Regions from separate parts of the Homo sapiens genome. Here region 1 is linked to region 2. Evidence: read pairs that join two places in POLR2A ChIA-PET (ENCODE). Cell type or tissue: MCF 10A. All regions are shown on one strand. Links, peaks and the distances in the headings refer to the core of each region. The heading gives the core; the rest is flanking DNA. Region 1 has its middle 46 kb from the start of RIPPLY2. Region 2 overlaps RIPPLY2-CYB5R4 (RIPPLY2-CYB5R4 readthrough).

Evidence for each region. Peaks named below come from ENCODE experiments on the same cell type or tissue, not always from the same donor. Only the 100,000 strongest peaks of a DNase experiment are listed, where the experiment ranks them.
Region 1: POLR2A ChIA-PET joins it to region 2 with 5 read pairs; 2 of 35 experiments call an interaction of 5 or more read pairs at or near these places.

What each region holds. Positions count from the first base shown.
Region 1 is chr6:83,804,272-83,809,661 of GRCh38, reverse strand. No RefSeq gene overlaps it. Among named protein-coding and RNA genes, the nearest start is that of RIPPLY2, 46 kb to the left of the region's middle. In MCF 10A, for the core only: no CTCF peak of the experiment used is centred there; no DNase peak of the experiment used is centred there.
Region 2 is chr6:83,864,399-83,869,788 of GRCh38, reverse strand. The region is part of intron 4 of RIPPLY2-CYB5R4 (RIPPLY2-CYB5R4 readthrough); the gene reads right to left. The region is part of intron 2 of CYB5R4 (cytochrome b5 reductase 4); the gene reads right to left. Among named protein-coding and RNA genes, the nearest start is that of CYB5R4, 7.4 kb to the right of the region's middle. In MCF 10A, for the core only: no CTCF peak of the experiment used is centred there; DNase peaks (open chromatin) are centred at 938 and 1,998.

The DNA.
Region 1 (5,390 bases), core at 70-5,069, 60 kb after region 2:
GCCCGTGCCCTCTCTATCACACTACATGGTAAGGTGGAAAGAGGCTGATAATTAGAACAAGATGAGGAATGCTAAGGACATGAAATATAGTGTTTCAAGGTAATAATTGTTTGCAGGAAAATTTATATTAATTTTACTCTTCTTTTTTTTTTTTACAAACTTTTCTAATAGACCATTCCCATGCAAATGCTCAGATTTCTCGCTGCATCTTAAAAACAACAATGCTATGCCTATAATATTGAAATATTCAGTATTTCTGGCCACATATTGCAGTTCATTTATTGGCGTATAATAAAATACAACACTGCACCTATGAAAGCGAGAATATGGATTGTTTTTTAAAAACCTTAAAGAAGTGGATAATAAAATGTGTTTATAAAGTCATAAGGCCTATGTCAAAACTAGAAAACGAGTTGAATATCTTTCATTAAAACAAATGTTTTGTCCATAGTCAAAATGAAGTTTGCTAATTTGGACTTCCTGGCTTTTTCCCACTTTTACTCTGCAAGCATCTGTCGATCCTCTGTGGCAAGATGTCCATTGGCTGACTCCCATGCTCTTATATAACAGGAAGAAAACAACTCAAGCAAATTCATGCTCTTCTAGAATGAGACTCTTTAATGTGTATAAATATATTCCTTCTAAGGTCTTTCATTGTATTATATGCTTCTACCTCTAGAAAGGGGCTTTTAGCATTTTATGCATCTGATGCTAGAATATTTCGTGAAAGTGAATGTGATTATTCTTTTTGAGTTCTTTGGCATTTTCAGAAGAGAACACATTTTAAAATCTGATTATATTTCATTGTTTTAGCCAGATCAAATGTCGCCAGAATGCCATAGTGTGATATTTCTATGTTTTTATTTTTTTGAAATAGGTCTCTTTCTGTTGCCCAGGCTTAACTGCAGTGGTACAATCATAGCTCACTGCAACCTTGAATTCCTGAGCTCAAGGGATCCTCCCACCTCAGCCTCTTGAGTAGCTGGGACTACAGGTGCGCAACACAACACCTGGCTAATTTTTTTTTTACTTTCGTAGCGATGGGGTCTTGCTGTGTTGCCCGGGCTGGTCTTGAACTCCTGGGCTCAAGAGATCCTCCCATCTTGGCCTTCCAAAGTGCTGGGATTGCAGGTGTGGGCCATGGTGCCCAGCCTTAGTGTGACATTTCTAACCACCGTGGATTTATTTATAGAGTCTGAACATACCAAGATGATGGGAAATAACCTATGACAGATAAATTTATAGGAGGTAATTGTTACTGGATTGGAATCAGCATTTTTTCCCCTGAGATGGACTATATGTGAATTTCTGGGGAAGTGAATCCTCTTATAGTATTTATATATTTCCTGCACTAATCTATATAGTATCCATTTTTAGAATGAATTCATCAAGTTAGGATATTTTAACAGCTTTTAAAATGACTTGTTTCCAACAATCTTTTTACAAGATAGAGGTAATGACTGAATTACTGCTCTGAGACATGAGCTAAATATAGTGTCCTTTTGTAGCTCATTAAATGCAGAAACTTGATCTGGGTCTCTATATGGCAAATTCTTCAACTGCTCTTGGCTTGTGCCTTAATGTAGAACTGTAACATAAATGATTAAAGCTTTTGTAGTAAGCTTACATTTCATATCATGACTTCAGTACATTTCATTAGCATCAGGGACAAGTACCTTACCAATCTTGAGTGAATAATATTTCAACATTTTGGTGATTTTTTAAAATTTGCTTTATGTATATATGAGAAACTAGCAAGAATTGTATTATACTATAACAAAATACTTGGTTTGGTGTGAATCCAAATATAGTTTTATTAGTGTTGTTTTCTTTTTTCTTAACTGACTTTGCTGTTGAATAGAATTTTGTTTAAATCTTGACTACATGTTGTCCCTATATTGACTGAATCAACTGTTTCGTTTGGTAGTAGTTTATTAAGTAGTTTACCACAGAGTTCATGTTGTGGAATTAGGGACATTAATAAAATCAGAAAAAGAACAAATTTAGGTCTTAAAATAATTACTTGACTCTAACCCTGGTGTTTACATACTGCCCAGTACCTACTAAGCACTAAGAGCTATTATTTTTTAAATGGCAGAAGGTGAAGATATTATTTAACTACATCTACTTGATAATCATGGTGAGATAAAAGCAAAACAGAGAACCAATGGAATATGTGAATGAAATGGGGATTAATTTGTAGCATAAATTATGTACCCTATGATATTTAATTTTTCATTCTTTAAATGCTGACATAGTTACCACCATATCCTGAAGAGGAGGCAGGAATCTGAAGAGTCAGACACAGGAATGTGGGCATTACTCAGGAGGACTGAGGAACCTACCAGAATGGGGAATTTAAAAATAGGTCAGTGTCTCTTTCTCTTCAGATAATGTAGCACATAGGTTTAGAGGTGGGCAAAGCGATGGACTTAATCATTTCTCAAGGAAGCTCTCATGCCATTGATTCTTGCCTCAACTTTGTTTCATTTAGCAGAATATATTTCTGTATAAATTTTAAGTAACAACCAGAAATTATTATTCAGAATCCACACATTTTATTATGGCCTAATATAAAACCTTAGGCATATAGAGATATTTAAAGTCATCTCTAAAAATCTTTATTATATTATATATTAATATAGGTTTAATAATAATTATGAGAAGAACATGTGAATAATGTTTTCCCATGCATGCCAAACTGAAGGATATATATGGACTTTGACGGAGTCTATCTGTATCCATATTTTCTTATCAAAAAGTTCCTATTATGCAATTAAGCATTCCTTTCTGTTATGAGTACTATAAACCTTTCATAACTACCGAGTTCTAGTGATCCAAGAGAATGTAAACATTACCAACAAATGAGAATGTTCAAAGAACATTCTTCTATGATTCTTATTTGTCTGAATTATGTTACAAACGACTAGTATTAACTAGTTAATACGACTTTCTCCTTTGGACAGGACTTTAATATGAACGTTAAAGTACCCTAAATTTCTCACAGATTTTCAGGGACTGTGAAAAATAGTGTTTCTACTTGTGAACAATGCAATGTCATAGTTAGGATCAACTAATGAACCAACCAATGAAGAAATATTTGGCTAACCTCCTAGTCTTACAGATGAAAAAGTGGAAGACCAGACTGTTCACTGGCTTGCCCAGTCTCTAAGCTGGCTGGTGAAAGCACACCAACTAGAATCCAGATCTCTTAATTCTCAGTCCTCTCTGCTTTCAACATTGCACAGCTTCATATCTACATTGTCTATTGGATTTTCTTTTTTAAAAAATCACACAGAAATGAAAATGTGCTATATTAAAAGAAAATGGACTAGAAATTTTCCATGAAGAATATCTCTGGTCTCCAACATTATTGGCAGAACATGGCTATTTTCCACAGTGTTATGGTATCACCCTGCTATGGTTTGGCTGTGTTCCCACCCAAATCTCTCTTTGAATTGTAATAATCCCCACGTGTCAAGGGCAAGGCCAGGTGGAGATAATTGAATCATGGGGGTGGTTTCCCCCATAGTCTTCCCATATTAGTGAATAAGTCTCCTGAGATCTGATGGTTTGATAAATGGGAGTTCCCCTGCACAAGCTCTCTTGCCTGCCACCATGTAAGATGTGACTTTGCTCCTCATTTGCCTTCTGCCATGATTGTGAGGCCTTCCTCACAATCATAAGGTGAGTCCATTAAACCTCTTTCCTTTGTAAATTACGCAGTCTCAGATATGTCTTTATTAGCAGGGTGAGACAGACTAATATACACCTCATCCTATGAGTTCTATTTTAGGGGCCCAGCCCAGTGGCTCATATCTGTAACCCCAGTTCTTTGGGAAGTTGAGGCAGGAGGATTGCTTGAGGCCTGGGAAACAAAGTGAGGACTCATCTCTACAAAAAATTTAAAAATTAGTCCAGGGAAAGCAGAGTGGTGGCACACACCTATAGTCCCAGCTACTTGGAAGGCTGAGGCAGGAGGACAGGAGTTTGAGCTTACAATGAGCTATGATCACACCACTGCACTCCAGCCTCGGTGACAGAGTGAGATTCTGTCTCAAAAAAAAGAATTCTATTTTGATTTTCCAATTAAATGTAAAGATACACTTGAATGTACTGGCTTGTCAGTAGTTATAATGTATGTAGTAGCCCAGGAAAAAATAATCATAGCATCTTGTACACTTTTAAGTACAAAACTCATGCTCTGTAAATATTTGATGATAATGATGTTTAACATCGATTTGAAACCTTTTCAAAGTAAACACAAAATAGTTATGTTGCATGATTTACTTCTCTCCTTCAGACATATGCTTAGGGTAGAAATCTATCTTCTGGATTGACTTAGGTGAAGTGCTCATTAGAAGCAATAGAAAGAACTGGATACTTCCACCTCCTTTCTGGATCTATGTTTCTTTTATTCAGAAGAGTTCACCAGTTTTTAAATGATATATGTTATGCCACAGTATATTTTTAGTTAATTTCTGCCTCTCTGATAATTCCCCAATCTTCAAAAATGATGGAAGGAGCTGGGAACAGGACAGTTTGTAATTCAAGTAGACCCCACTAGAGTGCACCATATGAACCAAAAAGTTAATTTAACAAATTTTTTAGGTCTAAGGATGGTATCATTCATCACAACCCTAATCATCAAGTAACAACTTCTAAACATATAAGCAAATATGTGTATAGAAAAATATTGACTTGAAAACATAAGAAAAAAACACAGGATTTATGTTTACTGAATTTATACCTATTCTACTCCATGTGACCTGGCTTCAGGGAACACTAATGTTACCTTTTGCAAAGATAAAAATCATTTAACATGTTTGTGGCATGATAAACAAGCATAGATGTACTTACATGAATGTGACATACTACAGACTCTTATACTAAGGGTTTGATAGGCATCAATTTTATGTCCTGATAGAATGCTGGGGAGAGGAAAGTTGAATGTTTCAGAACAAAGAGAAAACAAAATCAAACACCAGAAAACCCTAGCATTGAAACAGAAATCATGGAAGACTAAAGTCAGCTGAAGGAACTAAGCACTAAAGCTTAGTTTCTAGTTATAAATGGTCTTAAATGAAAAGATAAATGCTTCCAGAGCCCTTGAGGAAAAAGGTAAGGAAAATAAGAGATCCATCTGGGAGGACTCTACAGGGATCATGATCTCAGGAGGAGCAGAGGCCATGGTGGCCCTGGAACACGATGGCATGCTATGTACTCTTAGCAACCTGCTGTGGCTCTAAATGTTAATTTTTAAAAAAGAGTTGATGTAAGAGAACATATCAGAGTAGGAAAAGGAAAAGAGATGGTTTAACTTTTAAAGGAAGAAAATTGCTGCTACACAGCTTAAGCAAAGAAGTCTTTATACTCTTCATTCCTCTACC
Region 2 (5,390 bases), core at 82-5,081:
TGCAATGGTGTGATCTCGGCTGACTGGAACCTCTGACTCCCGGGTTCAAGCAATTCTCCTGCTTCAGCCTCCAGAGTAGCTGGGATATGTGCCACTATGCCCAGCTAATTTTTTGTATTTTTAGTAGAGCTGGAGTTTTGCCATGTTGGGCAGGTTGTTCTCGAACTCGTGACCTCAGGTGATCCGCCTGCCTTGGCCTCCCAAAGTGCTGGGATCACAGGCGTGAGCCACTGTGCCTGGTCAAAAAGACACTTTTTTACAGTATAAGAACTAAAACAAGAAGTCAGAACATAGCCTTGTCTAACCTCAGCTAGGAATGTGCACGCTGGGCAACAAAGATATTTTTCACTGCTCTGTGTGTGTCTTTGAATGAATAACAGACACTGTGAGTACTGAGTTTGAGGTTATGAACGCAGTTTAGCAAGTAGGTAAACTTGCAAATATAAAGTCCATGAATAATGAGGATCAACTATATTCACAAAAATTTACACTACCTTCCTATGAGTAAATTTTAAAAGGTCTGTTGTAAATGAACCTAGAAATCTAAATAACTGCAATGGAAATATAACAGGACTAAATACTACTTCTTAGGATCCACTTCACAAGTTTTAAAAAATAGTTATGAAATTAAAAATACAGACCCATTATAAGCCACTTTTGCAGTGGCATCAAGCAGGCCTCTTCAATTTACTAGTATATGACAATCAGCATAAGGAGAAATCAAAATGTGTTCATTTCTAAATAAGTAAAATCCATTAAAATACCATTTGGAGAACCTAATCTGCTAAATTTTTAGCAACAGGGACACTAGTCCTTTGGCTGTAGTCAACTTTTTTTGAAATACCATTTATTCAAATGGACTGTTATTGAGTATCAAGCCACACTTCCCTTACCCTCACTAAGATAAAAGGGTGAACCATGCTGCCCAAATGATGATTTCACTACTTAATGCATCATTACTAACACTGACTGTACTACAATAAAACATATCATATTACAGTAAAAACAGTCTGATCTAGGCTTGACAGAAGAACTCTCAGACGAGTGATTTAGCTACTTGCTCAACACTTTACATATCTGTAAATCTTTAGTTCTTGAGAAAGAGAGGGAGAAACAAGAGAGAAAAATATAAAAGCATGAATTAATGGTAAATTCAAGTTTTTTAAAAAAGCAGTAATCCCCCTACAAACCGATTTCTTCAGCATTCCAATTAACTACTACTGCATTACAATAATTACATACTTTACAGAAAATGGTGAAAATTAAATGAAAAAATTAGGAACTTGATACACGTCTTAGAGATCATTCCAAACTGATGCTCATTTTTTATATCCCACTGTCAGCCAAGTGCTGTTTTTATACCATCATTTTAAGGTATGTGACTAGGCTCGGCACACCTGAACATGAAGCAGAAATGCTGCTACTTATTCAAAAAAAGAAAACAGTCCCCAAAATATTAGTCATAAAAACCCATACCAAATTGTATATTTTCTAAGATTTCCTGAAGAAACTGATTGTGTCTCCCACATTGTGATCAGTTGAATTCAGACCTAATCTAAAAATGGGGCAATTGTCACAAAATGAAGGAATTAGTACTTTAAAAAAGGGAAAAAAAAAAGGCACTATGATACCATGCTTCCCTGTGGCACAGTTTTGATGAAAACTTGGGTCCAAACACTATCTCTAACCTTCAAGACTAAAGTTGGCACACACATTCCCCCATTAAGAAGCTATCAGTAATATTTTAAATTAGAACAGCTGTGAAGAAAAAGGTAATTTTGTTTAGTCATGTTGTCAGGTTCTAACTGAGGTCTGAGGGGAGTGGGTGGGCAAGTGGAGGGTAGCTGGAAAAACACTTGAGGAATCGCAGACAGTTTCAACATGGCTTTACTCTCTCACTGGGTGTGAGCAAGCTGTATGTACAGCGTAAGCAGGGCAATTATACTTTTTACAGACAATAGTGACTCAGAGCCAAGCACGAGCTCACATGACATGGTTACATAATGTGCGAGGTTATGTGCCTGCGCTCCAAACCCGCTGAGTCATGCTGTGCATACAGGCCACCTCGGCCTACTCCTGACTAAAGCACAGCCATTTCCCTTACACATGTAATTTTAGTTTCATTGGGATCGTGCTAGAAGTTACCAGTAATCTGTTTGTCTCACATTCATCCTATTATTCCATGACCTTTGTCAACATCCTGGTTCACCTCCTGTTATCATCCGAACTTCTGTAAGAAGATAAATGCTTTCCTTACCCTATTTCAATTCACCACACCTACCACCAGATTAATCTTTCCAAGGCATACTCTTATAACACTGTCCCCACATTCAAATCCCTTCAAGAGTACACACTGCCATCTATATGAGGAACACATTTCCCAGTCTGGCTTTCAAGGTTGTCCACAATCTGACCTAACATACCTTTCCAGCCTTCCTTCTTATAATTCTCCAACAATTAACCTAAGCTCCAGAACACCTCAAACTTTCCTGTGTTTGTACCTTTGTTCAGGCCTTTCCTTCCACCTGAGTGCACTTCCTCATTTCCTATTGAAATCCTGTCTACTGCTTCAAGGCTTATCTCTACCACAAAAGCATCCCTGATTTTCCTAACTCATGTGTCTCCCTTCCAACAGTCTGATATCACTTACACTTTGTAGCCCTCTTAAGGTGCTTCACTCTGCCTGCTAACAATAATTTATCCTTCCTCCATCAGCAGGGTCTAAACTGAGTATTTCTTGATAAAATAAAAGACCAAACTCTGTAAAAAGATTTAAAAAAAGACACATCTTATTTCTACAAAGAGGGGAAAACATCTTACTATAGATAGAGTAGAACATGTTCCCCAGCAGAAACCTCTAAAAAATTCATGGCCAGGTATGGTGGCTCATGCCTGTAATCCCAGCACTTTGGGAGGCTGAGGCAGGAGGACTGCTTGAGACCTGGAATTCAAGACCAGCCTGGGCAACAGAGCAAGACCCTATCTCTAGAAAAATATAAAAAATAAATAGCTGGGCATGGTGGTGCACACTTGTCATCCTAGCTACTTAGGAGGGTGAGGCAGGAGGATTACTTGAGCTCAGGAGGTCAAGGATGCTGTGAGCCAAGATCAAGCCACTGCACTCCAGCCTAGGGGACAAAGCGAGATCCTGTCTCCTTTATAAAAAAAAAAAACAAACCATGATTAATTCAACCACCTTACCAGACGAGGTGCTATACATTCAAATCATTACAGAGGATATGGAACCGGGAGCAGTGTAGAGGTTAAGTATCCCAAATTCATAAATCTGAAATGCTCCAAAATCTGAAACTTTTTGAGCTCCAATATATTTAACAGAAACACTCAATGGAGCATTTTAAATTTCCGGTCTTTGGATTTGGGATGCTCAACCAGTAAGTATATAATGCAAATATTCCAAAATTTGAAAAAATCCCAAATTCAAAATACTTCTGATCCCAAGCATTTTGGATAAGGGATACTCAACCTGTATCACTTTTCAAACACAGCAATCCAGTCCCTTGTCCCCATCAATACATCATATGAATAATAAAGTCTAACTGTATTCTAATAATGCCTCAATTATCTAATATCACTAGGATATGAAGGGTTCACATAATCAAGTTTTCTAAAGTGGTTTCCTAGTGCAGAAACAGAACTCAGGCATGCCTGCAGCCTGGGCCAGCTGAAAGGTGTTCTTGGGAAATTAATCTTGACTTCACCCTATCTAGCAGAAAACACTCAGGCACAATGGGGAAGTCATTTTGTACCAGTTACTTGCAGCTGGTAAACAGATAGGGAGCATGAAGGAAGGATAAAGAGGGTGGCAAAAACCCTATAAAATGTCAAAAGGATCTTTTTGCACCTGCCAGAATCCTCATTCCAGATTGCTGGTACCATTCACATTTGTAGGTCTCTGAGGAACTTTGGGGAGCTGAACACCTGTTATGTCTCAATATAAACTACGTCATCACCTGCTGGAAGTTTCCATACCCTTTGCCACTGAAAATTTCACACTCTAATTGTGTCTGTTATGGGTGGAACTGTGTCCCCCTCCAAATTCATAGGTTGAAGTCCTAACCATCAGTAGCTCAGAATATGACCTTATTTGGATATAGGGTTGTTACAGATGCAAAATTAAATGAGGTCATACTGGAGTAGGGGAGGTCCCTAATCGAGTATGATTAGGGTCCATATAAAAACAGAAAATCTGACCACAGACAAGCACATAGGGAATATGCCACGTGAAGATGAAGTCAGATATTAGGGTAATGTTCTATAAGCCAAGGAACTCCAAAGATTGCCAGCAAACCACCAGAAGCTAGGTGAGAGGCATGGAACAAATTGTTACTCAGTCATCAGAAGGAACGAACCCTGCTGACACCCTAATCACAGACTTCTAGCCATCAAAACTATGAGACAAATTTCTGTTGTTTAAGCCATCTAGTTTGTGGTCCTTTGTTACGGCATCCATAGGAAATTAATACAGCATTTATTGGTGTTGATATCACCAATCCACTGTGAAAACCACCAGATACCTCTTTAAGTGACCATACTTCTTAAAAGTAAGTGTTACACTCATTGAACAAATACAAGTCAATGGCCTCTATGTGCCAGCCACTCAGGACAGAGCAGTAAGACCAACAATGTCCCTGCCCTCATATAGGTTATAGTGCAGTCAGGATAACTGACAACAAACCAAAATTATACAATGATAAAATTACAATTGCATTAAGAACAAAAATGATATATTTCCCTTCCTCTCTAAACAGATGGTAAACACAGTTAACCATGCATGGAGCCTCATGGTATAGTTGGATGCCTTTCATTTTTATTTTTGTTCCCCTACTAGATATCAGGTTGTTGGCTACCACAAAGTCAGCTTTTATCAGCTACCTTCTTGTCTGCCTGCTCACCTCCTCCAATACATTTATATTTAATTTGGAGTTTCTAATGCACTCTGAGCTAAACAAAATCAAGTAACTAATATTGCTAAGAAACATATACCATGTAATGAAAATTGCTGCAAGTGAAAACTGAAGATTTGGCTTTAATGCAGGACTTTCAGGTTTACTTTAGATTCTCAGAGATTTTTTTTTTCCAACAGAATTCTGTTATAAGGCTCTGAGACAGAAAGTTATTGCTATATAAACTGGATTTTACCAAATAATTTTGTACTATATTGCCTGGCAAATGCTTGTTTCCTTTCAAAGGAAATGCAGTACAAGGAAGCAAGAAAAACTTTTTCGTATCAGAAGTTCACTGTTTTCTGCATCAGAATATAATGGTTACCTAAGGAAGAAATACTATCCAAAGTCAGAATTATATAAGTTATTGTCAAGCACAAGGCATATTTTTGTTAAATTGTCAATTGTTTAAAATAACATGACTGT